Regions from separate parts of the Homo sapiens genome. Here region 2 is linked to region 1. Evidence: chromatin contacts called from ENCODE Hi-C or POLR2A ChIA-PET data. All regions are on one chromosome and are shown on one strand. Each heading gives the region's core, a stretch centred on a gene start or an enhancer-like site at or near the end of the contact. The rest is flanking DNA. Distances are from core to core; before and after follow the strand shown. Region 1 has its middle 50 kb from the start of TLK1. Region 2 overlaps TLK1 (tousled like kinase 1).

Region 1 (6,186 bases), core at 1,566-4,065:
TAATCCTGGGAAAGTATAGAAATTAGTATTACTGCAACCTTAGGAAGGTATAAGAATAGACTTTTTATAAAATAAATTGAATTCATGGTGTTGCTATTTTTAAATTGTAAGTATAAGTTTTATTCTCACTGTTGTTTAAGGCATTTGAAGAATTCTAAATAATCCTTCAAATTAAATTTGTAATTAAATTTTAAATCATTGAAGGATTTTAATTAATTATGTTTAGAAACAATGTTTAAATGCTCAAGGAAACTGATTTTCTGAGTTTTATTTATTAGCTATATAAACTTAGAGCATTAATTACATTATAAGAGTGGAGAGTTCTCCTCTCCGTGCTTAAAAACCCCTGAGACTTCAAGAATCCTCAAAATAGTACAGATCAAAAGCCCTAAAAATGCATGTACTCCCAGAACAACATAATCAACTTTAAGAAATTTATTTTAAGGCTATAATTAAAATGAGCAAAGGTGTAGCTCTAAGGATATTAATCCTAGTGCTGCTAAATGTAACAAAAGTAGAAGCAACTTAAACATTCAAAAATGAGGCATTTGATATTGACAACCATCCCAAAGTTTACAACTCATTCTCTTGGGGAAGCTGTGAAAAATTAGTTACTGTTCCCTGCAGGTGGGACTGCAAAATGATGCAAGCCCAGTGCAGAGCATTTTAGCAGTGTCTATCAAAATAATAAATGCACTTTGACTCAACAATTCCACTTCTAGGAATTTATCTTAGCAATACATCTGTACTTGTAGGAAATGACATGTATGAGTTTATTCTTTGCCCCTCTGTTTGCAACAGAAGAAAAATTAGAGACAACCTTGTATAGAAGACACTGGTTAAGTAAACCATGGTTCAGCTACACAATTGTATATTTTCTGGCTATAGGAGAGAATGGGGAAGCTCTTTATGTACTGATAATGGAGAAGCTTCAGAAATATGTTGCTTTTTAGAAAAAGTAAGGTGCAGCACAGCGTAAATAGTGTGTTCCCTTTGTGTAAGAAAGTAGGGGAAATAAGAGCATGTATTTGCATTTGCTTTTATTTGCATAAGGAAACATTGGAAGAATACACAAGAAACTAATAAAAGGGGTTACTTATATGGAACAGGGGTGGGATGGAAGTATTTATCTTTTTATATTGTTTTGATTTTGAACCATATGAATGTTTTTCTTATTCAAAAAATTAAGTTTAAGTTAGGACTGCTAAATAAATTATTAGGTATCTATGTGATAGAATGCTAGATAGCGATGAAAATTTATATTGTAAGTGTTTAAATATACACAGAAATGTTCAAATATATATTGGGTAAGAAAAGCAGGTTATAAGAAAGTAATATATACTCCTATAACCTAAGAAATTATATTTATTTCTTTAGTATAGTTTACAAAATCTGACGCAGTAATGTGTCCTTTTGTAAGTCTATTTGTTGAAGTCCTAATTCCCATATCTCATAATGTGACTGTATTTGAAGATATGATCTTTAAGGAGGTAATTATAATGAGTTACAGTGAGGTCATTAGGTGAGCCCTAATCCAATATGCCTGGAGTCCTTATAAGAAGAGGAAATTTGGACACAGAATATGTACGAAGTGAAGACCATATGAAGACAGAGAGAAAACGGTCATCTACAAGCCAAGAAGAGAGATCTTGAAAGAAACTAACCTTGCCTACACCTTGGTCTTGGACTTCTAGCCTCCAGAATTGAAAGAAAATAAATTTTTGTCATTTCAGCTACCCAATCCATGAAACTTTGTTACCGCAGCCCTAGCAAACTAATGACAATACTGATACACATTCTCAAAATTTCCAGGAGCTTGTAGGCACAGGCAGTGTATGGGAATGCCTGTTTTGTACCTCCTATTAGCTAATCAGGTAAATCAAAATACAGTGTCATGTCTTCATTTATGTTTATTTACATTTTCCTTATGTTAAAAAGTTGTATTACTGTTCTGAATTTGAATGTCATTATAGTACCATGATCAGCCAAGCAACTGATTATTTTTAGATGAATAGAGCTGAACTGGAATGTGGCAACCAAGGTGTGTATTATAGCGGCCCCTCTGAAAGAGAAATAAGGTTATAATGCCACTCACACCTTCACGTTCTTTTTTTATTATTTTTTTTTTTTATAGGAGACAAGGGTTTCACTATGTTGCCTAGGCTAGAATGCGGCTATAGGAGAGAATGAACTCCTGGGCTCAAGCAATCCTCCTGAGTAGCTGGGACTACAGGCACATACCACCACACCCAGCCATGGTCAGTATCTTCCCTTTAAGTGTAATAGCCCTGGCTGGGGCTGCTCCCCACCAAGACCACATCTAGGCAAGTATTTGCGAAAGAAAAGAATTTCGATTTCAGACGTAATCAGAAAAATCTCTGACTAGTATATCCAATTAATACATCCAATGGGCTAAGCACCACAGTAAACAAAAACAATGCCCTGTGCAAAAACAAAGTCAAACAAAACAAACACACAAACAAACACCCAGTCTTAATGTTCACGGACACTTCGGACTCTGACTTTTTTGCATTGTATTGCAACATCCTTATATCTGAACCACCTAGAGACTAAACTAAACTAGGACAATTTACAAGGGAGAATTTGCCGGCTAATTAAATTAGGGCAAGGTTAATTCATTGAGAGAATGCCGTGAAATGTTGAGAAGAAATCTAGGAACTGATAACAGGATCTAGGCTTCTCTGACTGTTACCAGGAGGGAGAAGGGAAGCTGCATTTGAAGCTGAATATATCCAGGAGGCTGAGAGAGTAACTTCAGCCAGCAGGTATATACAGCCGGATGTGCCAGGGACAGCAGTCATAAGCAGCCAGCCCAGAAGGCACTTCTTCAGATATGTCCACATTATCTCCTATGATCTTTGCGGTGACATCCTTTGGGCACATGAAAACCTTACTTTTGGTTGATTTCTCTGCTTCCTGCCCCATGTTACATTCTTAGATACTAAAAAGCACTCTGAAGACAGATGCTCAACAATTCAGAGACCTCGAATCCTACAAGAATGTTAGTGCCTGTAACACAGTTTACATTGCTGTAGAGCCTTTCATGCGACAAAAATTTAAACAAGCATTGTTTTATTACTTACTTTTACTGGCTCCCTTTCTATAACCGGTTTGGGTTGTAGGAAGCCTTTTGGTTTTCACCACGAATTATATCAAACCGTTTGTCACGGTAAGTTCACTTCCTCTTTCTTTTCTTGTGTAGTTGAACTCACCTAAGATGCATGGCTTACCCTATACTTATTTAATACACCAGAAATATAATATACAAAGATACTTCATTGAGGTGCATACAAAAGTGTAATTGTTCAATGCTATTTTGCACAGACTACACTCAGTCATAAATGTATCTAGTGATATCTGAGTTAAATGGATGCTTTTTTTTTTTGAGATTAGAGTCTTGCGCTGTCGCCCAGGCTGGAGTGCAATGGCGCGATGTTGGTTCACTGCAGCATCCGCCTCCCGGGTTCAAGTGGTTCTCCTGCCTCAGCCCCCTGAATAGCTGGGATTACAGGCGCACCCCACCACGCCAGGCTAATTTTTGTATTTTTAGTAGAGATGGAGTTTCACCATGTTGGTCAGACTGGTCTCGAACTCCTGACCTCGTGATCCACCCGCCTCGGCCTCCCAAAGTGCTGGGATTACAGGCGTGAGCCACTGTGCCCGGCCTCTTTTTTTTTTTTTCAAGACAGAGTCTCACTCTGTCACCCAGGCTGGAGTGCAGTGGTGCAATCTCGGCTCACTGCAACCGCTGCCTCCTGGGTTCAAGCGATTCTCCTGCCTCAGTCACCCGAGTAGCTGGAATTACAGGCATGCACCACTACGCCCAGCTAATTTTTTGTACTTTGGTAGAGACAGGGTTTCACCATTTTGGCCAGGCTGGTCTCGAACTCCTGACTTCAGGTGATCCACCTACCTCCCAAAGTGCTGGGATTACAGGCGTGAGCCACCATGCCTGGCCTCCTCTCGTTTTAAAGCTTGTCTAACAAGCCTTTCCGGACCTCCAGAAATCAATTAACATCTGCATAAGCTCAGCCTGGCCACTCCAGCAGCTGTTTTATCATAGAGAAACATTCCTGGCTCCCCTGCCCCCACCCTCACCCCTTGCCGCCCCCTCCTTCACCTCCCCCACCGCCCCCAAGCTTCACTCCCTGTTATGCTGCCTTTTTGCAACTTTAACCTGACACCCCCAATTTTCCCAACATCTGTTCAGTTGATGTTATCTTTATATCTGGTAATAGGTCCTTGATGTTTGATTTCATTATACCTTTGCCTGGGTAAATAAACATGTTCCCCCTAAGGAAATAAGGGACATCATTTTAGACGTCCTTTATCAATGTCAGTGGAGTCTAAGGGAAAAGGATTTGGAACCAGGAGATAGAAGACTTCAGTTCCAGCACCGGCTCCTTTTAAAACTGGTTGTGTGACTTCGGAAAAGAAATTTAAGTCCTTTCTACCTCTAGCATGTAATTTCTTAACTGTAAAAAAAATTATAAACCCACTCTGTCCTCATAATTTTTATCATCAAAGGACATTTATTAAATGCCTACTTAGTGATGAGAGCTTGCATTTGGGGTAAGGCAGGCAGTCAGAGCCCCTGTTAATCAGGGGTCTTTAGCAAGATATTTGAGCTTCCTATGATTGTACACAGCATTTTAGTTTTAGTGCTCTGTGCACATGAAGAAATAAGAGGAAAACAGCAAAAAGCGTTTTGTTTTTTTTTAAAAAAAACAAGCAAAATGTATTTAACATGAAAAAACTTGTTTTATCCTAATTTCATATCTGATCTACATCTTTGCTATGAAAAAAGTCATCTCCTTTATGAAATTATGGCCAGAGTAGACATTACTTTGTAAAATTGTCCTTCTTACCAAAGTGAAAAGTTATAAAGCCTTTTCTAAAAAAATTTTTTTTTAGAAAAAATATTTTTATCTCCAAAAGGTTTTGCTAATGGGTGAATTCCAAGTCTGGCTCCGCTAGACTACAGGGCTCTATATCAGGCCATATCTTTCTTTTTCTTTTCTTTTCTTTTCTTTTTTTTTTTGAGACAGGGTCTTTTGCCCAGGCTGGAGTACAGTGGCATGACAATCATGGCTCACTGCAGCCTCGACCTCCTGGGCTCGGGTGATCCTCCCAACCTCAGCCTGCCAGGTAGCTGGGACTACAGGCATGCACCACCGTGCCCAGCTAATTTATGTATTTTTTGTAGAGACAGTGTTTCACAGTATTGCCCAGGTGGATCTTGAATTCCTGGGCTCAAGCAGTCCTCTCACCTCGACCTCCCAAAGTGCCAGGATTACAGCTATGAGCCACCATGCCAGGCCTATATCTTTTTTTTAAAAAAAAAAATTTATTTTAGTTTGGGCCCGGTGGCTCATTCCTATAATCCCAACACTTTGGGAGGCTGAGGCGGGAGGGCAACATAGTAAGAATTACTTTCTACAAAAACATGTAAAAAAACATTAGCTGGGCATGATGGCATGCACCTGTAGTCCCAGTTAGTTGGGAGGCTGAGGTGGGAGGATCACTTGACCCCTGGAGTTTGAGGCTTATATTTTTTTAGAGATAAGGTCTAGTTCTGTCACCCATGCTAGAATGCTATGGCATGATCATGGCTCACTGTAGCCTCAAACTCCTGGGCTCAAATGATCCTCCCACCTCAGCCTCCCAAGTAGCTGGGACTACAGGCACATGCCACCATGCCCAGCAATTTAAAAAAAATTTTTTTTTTAGAGAAGAGGTCTTGTTATGTTGACCAGGCTGGTCTCAAACTCCAGCCATATCTTTCTTGAGGAGTGTGGAGCTCACCTCTAGCAGCCATCATCTTCTTTCAGACTCTGGTGAATAGTTTTAGAAAATTTTTAATGAAAAAAAAAAATTAGCCGGGCATGGTGGCACATGCCTGTAGTTTCAGCTACTCGGGAGGCTGAGGAAGGAAGATTGCTTGAGCCCAGGAGCTCAAGGCTGCAGTGAGCTTTATCAAGCCACTGCACTCCAGCCTGGGCAACAGAGTGAGATCCTGTCTCAAGAAAAAAGACAAAAGAAAATTCTGAGCTGGGCAAGGTGGGACCTAGTGTCTTCTCTGCCTCTTAGTATCCATACGGCTTGGGTGAGTCACGTAACCCTTCTGCACCTCAGCTTCTTAATCTCTACAATGGGGTCTAGATA
Region 2 (6,408 bases), core at 3,811-6,310, 120 kb before region 1:
TCTATCAAAAATATCATATTTAGTGAACAGAAAAGAGAAATATCTAACATTATTTTATTGCTCTTCATAACACAAATGTCTATGAAACAGGAGGCAGGTGAAATTACTAAATATTCCCAATTCTGGGAAAATATCAAGAAATGTTCCAAAGTCCAGGAAATATAAAGTGAGAACATTCTTGATACACTTTTTAAAAAACTTTGACTAGAGCTAAACCTACAATTTTCAAAGGCTTAGTATAAGTATGTTAATTTTTTAAAAACTAAACTGATAATCTGATGCTACAGGGGCTACTAACGCTTACCTCAAGGGAACCTACTGCAGATAAAGTCCCGTCACTTGCACAGTCCTTTCAGCTGCCTGCCAGTTGTTTCTGTGGAAGGGAAAGCCTGATGAGTGAGAGCCCTATGCCATACTCCTTTGTAGTGTCAGGGTGCCTGCACAGAACTGCACGAAACTGTCTACCTAGAGATTTCTAGATGCTTTCAATAACACAGAGCTAAAAAGATGCCACCTTTGAAGTTCCCTTTCCTCTGAACAGTGAAACAAAATGCCTAAGAGTTTCTGAGTGCTAATGAACTACTGGTATTATCAAGTTGATAGGTCTATACTAACCAAGTAGAAAAAAGTCTATACTAATCAAGTAGAAAAAAGACAAAAATGGATCAAGTAGAAATAAGACTGACGGGAAAAATACACACACACACACACACACACACACAAGTGACAGACCTGTTATCATCCAAGGAGAGAAAAGGCTATACCCACAAGAGTCAAGCTGTAACATCAACAAATGAATGCTAAAACTCACGGAACTTCCTGTCTACCCATTTTTAAAAGATGTCATCAAGTATATCATGCTCAGGGTAAATTATACCATGGATCCAAATGCCTGCTTGTAAAATCCCAGATATTTTCTTGGTGGGATCAGTAAGTGGGTAAAAGGGGGAGGGATTAAGAGGGGAGGGAATTCTTCAGATTTTTTAAAATACGAAAAATGAAAACCAGCAGCATGATTCCATAAGAAATTCTAAAAAGAGGGAAAAAATGTGTATCTCAGAAAGTACACAAACTCTTACTAAGGATCAAACTAAAAGGAAAGAATAAAGAGAAATAATAGAAAACTGGGAAACCCAACATACTTAAGAACCTCCTTCCTCTCACAGAACTATGAATGGCTAATAACTGTCTCCAGTAAGAATATATACATATCATTCATTTACAAGTTCAGCTACATAACCAAAGAAATTATATTTTCTTTCTAATGCCAAATGCAGTCTTCAATCTGAATGTTGTGCTTCATAAGGCAGAACAAAACATTCCTATAAGAAACTTTAAAAGCATTAACCTTTAGCAAAAGAACTGATGAAGAAACAAAATACTAATTAAAACGGTGATTCCAGCTTTTACTTTAATAGCACCATATTTAAAATGAAATTACTTACCTCTGATTCTTTGTCACTTAAAGATCCCAAGCTTCCAAAACTGTGATTAGAGCTTTCGTTATTTGTTGAGGCCTGTTAAAGATTTTTTAAAAGGTAAAAATTAGGAGTAATTTTTTTAAAGCAGCGGGAATAATTTTAAACAAACATATTACAAAGTAGATAATCTATCTTCATAAATAAATAAAGTATAATTCCTTAAAACAAGGAAGCCAAATGAGGTAAAAATAAGAAATACTAAATTCTTAACACTATATACTTTGAAAAGTTTTATCAAGTCAATAAAGTTCTGCTGTGTTTTAGGAACTGACTTCTATTAGCTGGTTTTTTAAATCCCAGTTCAAAAGCAAAGGAACTGGGCCATTGTTAGGATGACAAGATCCCTAAAATTATTACTCAATGTATTAAAAACTAATGCTACCTTTGGCTGAAAGTATTATTTGGGCTCTTCAGGTCCCTTCACAATTATCAAATTCCATCATGTCTGAAACACACCTCTTTGCCTTTCTCTGTATTAACAAACTGTCCTGTTTTTCTTTTTTTTAAAATTTGTTTTAACTCTATCTCTTCAAAAACATCTTTGACCATCTCGACCATTTTAATTAATTGCTTTGCTCAAGAATTTCTCCATTTCCTTGACAATATTTTTGAACTGTAACAAAGAAAGAGCTAACATTCTGTAGGATGATGTCTGCTTTGTTTCCAATACGCTTCTATGATACTTATTATCTTGTGCACTTTTTTGTACCATCAGTACATCAGATCATAGTCTTCCAGAAATGCTTAGACCAGGTGGCTGACAGATTATGGCATATATGTCAAAGATGATGCAAGAATTAACATTACATACAGGCAAGCCAATTGATATCCTCATGTTTCACCTCACTTGTAACAGGAGTGGCTGCTAATCCTACTATTAACAGGTTGCCAGTTAGACTATAATTATATAATTGAAATTAGATTAATTTCCAAAGTGACAACTCTGAGCCATTGCATACATGCCCAGTACTATGCTGGATACTGTAAAAGCTGCTGTCAACAAAGGATAGCGCTTGAACTAATTACAATTCAAGTAGTACTTGGAATAAGTTATAATCTAATTATGGCAAGATTATCAAATTTGAAACAGCAGCAATTAAGAAGTAATACATTAGAAAGATTCTGGGACAATAAGGGCAGTGGCAAAGTGTTTGAGCATCTGTAAATACCCACCAAAAAAATGTATAAAACTAAATAGTAAACCAAAAACCCACAGACTGTATTTACAACAAAACTAGGTGACAAGAATCTCCATGAATCCCCCTCAAAACATCAGATGGAAACAAGTCAACAACAACCATAGATAATGTATGGTATCATTATCAATATGGGAGGAAACAGAAAGAAACAGATGTCTGATAACCGAGAACAAAAGACACCTAAAACAGCCAACAAGTTAGGTACAGAAGCTAGGTTAACTTAAGTACAGAAGGGTTTTGCACTTTCAATTAGTGACTAAGTGGGAGGAGTCCACGGTTACATTTAAAAAGTGAGAGCAGTCTAGCCTCCACGAATCCTTGAAACGGATCTTTACATAACAGGGTGGTACAATGAGTACAAATTACTGGGTGTGGAATGAAAATTGAGTACTATATAGGTACAATTACAATAATGGAAAGAGAATATTCAGATAAAGAAGGGAGGGAACACAGCCTAGCAATCTCAGAAAGCAAATGCCACAGTTTTGAAGCGTGCCTAAAAACAGCAGTAGAGAAAGCCCTGTAAGAAAAGCCATCCTGAACCACACCAACCATTTAAGTGTTCAGGAAATCCAATTTCACATGAAAGTAGGCAAAAGAAAATTATGCAGGTCATAAAGGTATAAGAAAAAATAAAGTAAGATACAGAATAACATCCAGATAATAAAAGCATACCAGGAACACACATCCACAAAATAGGTAAAAATTGTAACCTACTATTTTAAAATGAACTAAGAGATATTACAAAAAGGACTCAAGACATGAAACAACTATATAAATCAGATTTCAAAAAACTCGGAAATAAGGTAACAGAACTCAAGAAAGCATTAAAAATAAAAGTTTCAGAAATAAAAAGTATATCTGAATGAACCCAAGAGCAAATATATACAGTAGATAATGCTTTAAGATAACCAGAAGGCAAAAAACAGGGACATTTTTGAAATCAAAAGAAATGAAGAGATGAAAAGTATTTGAGAGTAAGCTACAGCTGATGATGAAGCAACAAAGATCAATATACAGATAACAGAAGACCCTAAAAACTACTAAAGCCAGAAAATAGTAAAAACTGTAATTCAAGAAAATGTCTCTGATGGCTGGGCACAGTGGCTCATGCCTGTAATCCCAGCACTTTGGGAGGCGGAGGCGGGCAGATCACCTGAGGTCAGGAGTTCGAGACCAGCCTGACCAACATGGTGAAACCCTGTCTCTACTAAAAATACAAAATTAGCCAGGCGTGATGGTGCACACCTGTAATTCCCAGATACTTGGGAGGCTGAGGCAGGAGAATCACTTGAATCTGGGAGGCAGAGGTTGCAGCGAGCCAAGATCACACCATTGCACTCCAGCCTGGGCAACAAGAACAAAACTCCATCTCAAAAAAAAAAAGAAAAAAAAATGTCTCTGACATTTTCAGTTGTCAGTCTCTTGTTGTCAGTTGTTGTTTTTTAAATGTTCAATTAAAAAAATTGAAACTACTGACAGAGCACCATGCACACCTAGGAATAACAACCCAGAAAGCGAACATCAAAGGCAAACACTTTATGCCAGACAAAAATGGAGTGACATAAGCTATTCAAGGAAAGAAAATAAAAGCAAAGTGTTTTATATTCAGTAAAATCCATTTTAAACACATGGAAAGCATAGATAAACGGTTACCAAAAATGCAAGCAATTAGGGAACCCTGCTCCCATGAGCCCTTCCTAAAGAATCTACTACAGAACAAGCTTAAGACAACCAAAATGAATAGTTTACCAGTCTAAGAACTGAAGGCAAGCAATAATATGACTTATTGTTGATCAAGATTAAATGATAATGACAAGGGAGAGGATATAATATTTAATGACTAAATGCATGCAAAGTTAATAGTACAGTATTTTTAAAACTAGGGGATGGAAAGCATACACAAAATAATTGTTTTCAGTACCCACTTTGTTCACTGTGCTAATGTTATTTTGAGACAGCTATGTGTGTGAAATACAGAATAAAGTAAAATAATTAAGGGATATCCAATTCTATCCTCTGCTTCGTATCTTCGAATTTCATAATTCACAGTATAAAGATGCATATGAAAAAAACCTTATAATCCTGAGTTTGAATAGGAAATATCAATAAAAATTCATGAAATATTTTTATCTTTTAAAACAAACAATAAAAATATAAGTAGGTAGGTAGATGAATAAGATTCCACCACCAGTAAAAACAGAATACCTTATTTTCTACAGATAACTATATATAAATCCTGGAAAAAAAGGATTTAAAAAAGCCACTACCTGAACCAAAAGTAGGCAGAATCTAAGTACAAGACAACACTTAGAAGAAGGGAACAGAGGCTGGGTGCAGTGGCTCGCGCCTGTAATCCCAGCACTTTGGGAGGCCTAGACAGGCAGACTTCTTGAGGTCACAAGTTCAAAACCAGCCTGGCCAACATAGTGAAACCCCGTCTCTACTAAAAATACAAAAAACAGCCAGGCGTCATGGCGCATGCCTGTAATCCCAGCTACTAGAGAGTCTGAGGCAGGAGAAATGCTTGAATCTGGGAGACAGAGGTTAAAGTGAGCAGAGATCGCACCACTATATGCCAGCCTGGGCAACAGAGCAAGACTCCGTCTCAAAAAAAACAAACAAAAAAAAAAAACAGAAAAAAAAAGAAGAGGAGAAGAAGGGAATAGATCTGGGTAGGTTTCCTGTTTTTACAGCTTTTGCTGAGGGGAAGGTCCCGGAGATCAGAGCTGCACAAACAGCAGTTGAAACCCAGATCAAAATCTTTAGTCTTACTGGCTTGAAAAACAAGAGTTTCAAGCTTCCAAAGAGGCTGCAAAGTAAGGAGGGATACGCTGGAAAATAAAGATCCACAAAGGGAGAGTCCCAAATTCTGCATATTAACTCTGCCTACTTCTTTGGCTGGTCAGTGATCTATGCAAAAACGGAGCAGACGATAAGCAGCCTAGATAAGACTAAAACAACTAGCAGGGATGTCAGTGCTGCCCTCTGCAGGGAGACATAGCTTAAATTTCAGTCTAGCCAAGTTAACTGCCTCCTAAAACAAAGAAAAACAAACAAAAAACAGTCTCCAAAGTCACTGTAATGTGTCATTCACAGCGTGGAGGATACAATAAAAATTTGTAATCATATGAAGAAACAAGAAAAAGTGACCCATACTCAAGAGGAAAGACAATCAATAGATACTAATCATGAAGTAACACAGATTTGGAATCAGCAAATAAATAACATAAAGCAGCTAATATAAGTAGCTCAAACGACAAGATTGGAAATTTCAGCAGACAAATAAAAACCGTAAAAAGAGCTGAACGTAAATTCTACAACTGAAAATTTCACTCTCTAAAATAGAAAACTTACTGAATGGGCTTAACAGAAGAATGGAAAAAGAGTACTGAAGATAGGTCAAGAGAAATTACTCAAACTAAAGAACAGAGAAAAAAATATTGAAAAATAGTGTCTGTTGGACACCATGAAGCAGTCTAAGATACATGTAACTGGGGTCATAAAATGAGAAAAATATGCAGAAAAAAATATTTGAAAAAATGACAGCCAGAAAAATCCCAAAATTTGGCAAAGACATTAATTTACAGATTGAAGTTCACTCAATCTCCCAAGCAGGATAACTACAAAGAAAACCACACCTACGCACATCATAGTCAAACTGCTGAAAAACCAAAGATAAAGAAAACAATCTTGAAAGCAGCTGGAGAAAGTACACATGAGAACAA

The links. A loop is a pair of places that touch in the nucleus more often than their neighbours do. ChIA-PET counts read pairs that join two places held with the same protein, here RNA polymerase II (POLR2A). Pooled maps may share reads with other maps.
Region 2: a loop to region 1 is called in a pooled map, with 2.2 times the contacts of the local background. The contact joins two enhancer-like sites. A Hi-C loop is called at or near these places in 4 of 50 pooled maps. POLR2A ChIA-PET finds 5 or more read pairs at or near these places in 3 of 52 experiments (OCI-LY7, activated CD4-positive, alpha-beta T cell and naive thymus-derived CD4-positive, alpha-beta T cell).

Annotation. Positions count from the first base shown.
Region 1 is chr2:171,208,161-171,214,346 of GRCh38, forward strand. It overlaps a transcript of TLK1 not described here. Among named protein-coding and RNA genes, the nearest start is that of TLK1, 50 kb to the left of the region's middle. Within about 2 kb of position 2,816, at least 6 of the 41 ENCODE cell types and tissues checked have a DNase peak (open chromatin) inside an H3K27ac peak, as active enhancers do.
Region 2 is chr2:171,081,336-171,087,743 of GRCh38, forward strand. It overlaps TLK1 (tousled like kinase 1), which reads right to left. Exons shown (of 21, transcript NM_012290.5): 3 at 1,446-1,517. Among named protein-coding and RNA genes, the nearest start is that of TLK1, 76 kb to the right of the region's middle. Within about 2 kb of position 5,061, at least 5 of the 41 ENCODE cell types and tissues checked have a DNase peak (open chromatin) inside an H3K27ac peak, as active enhancers do.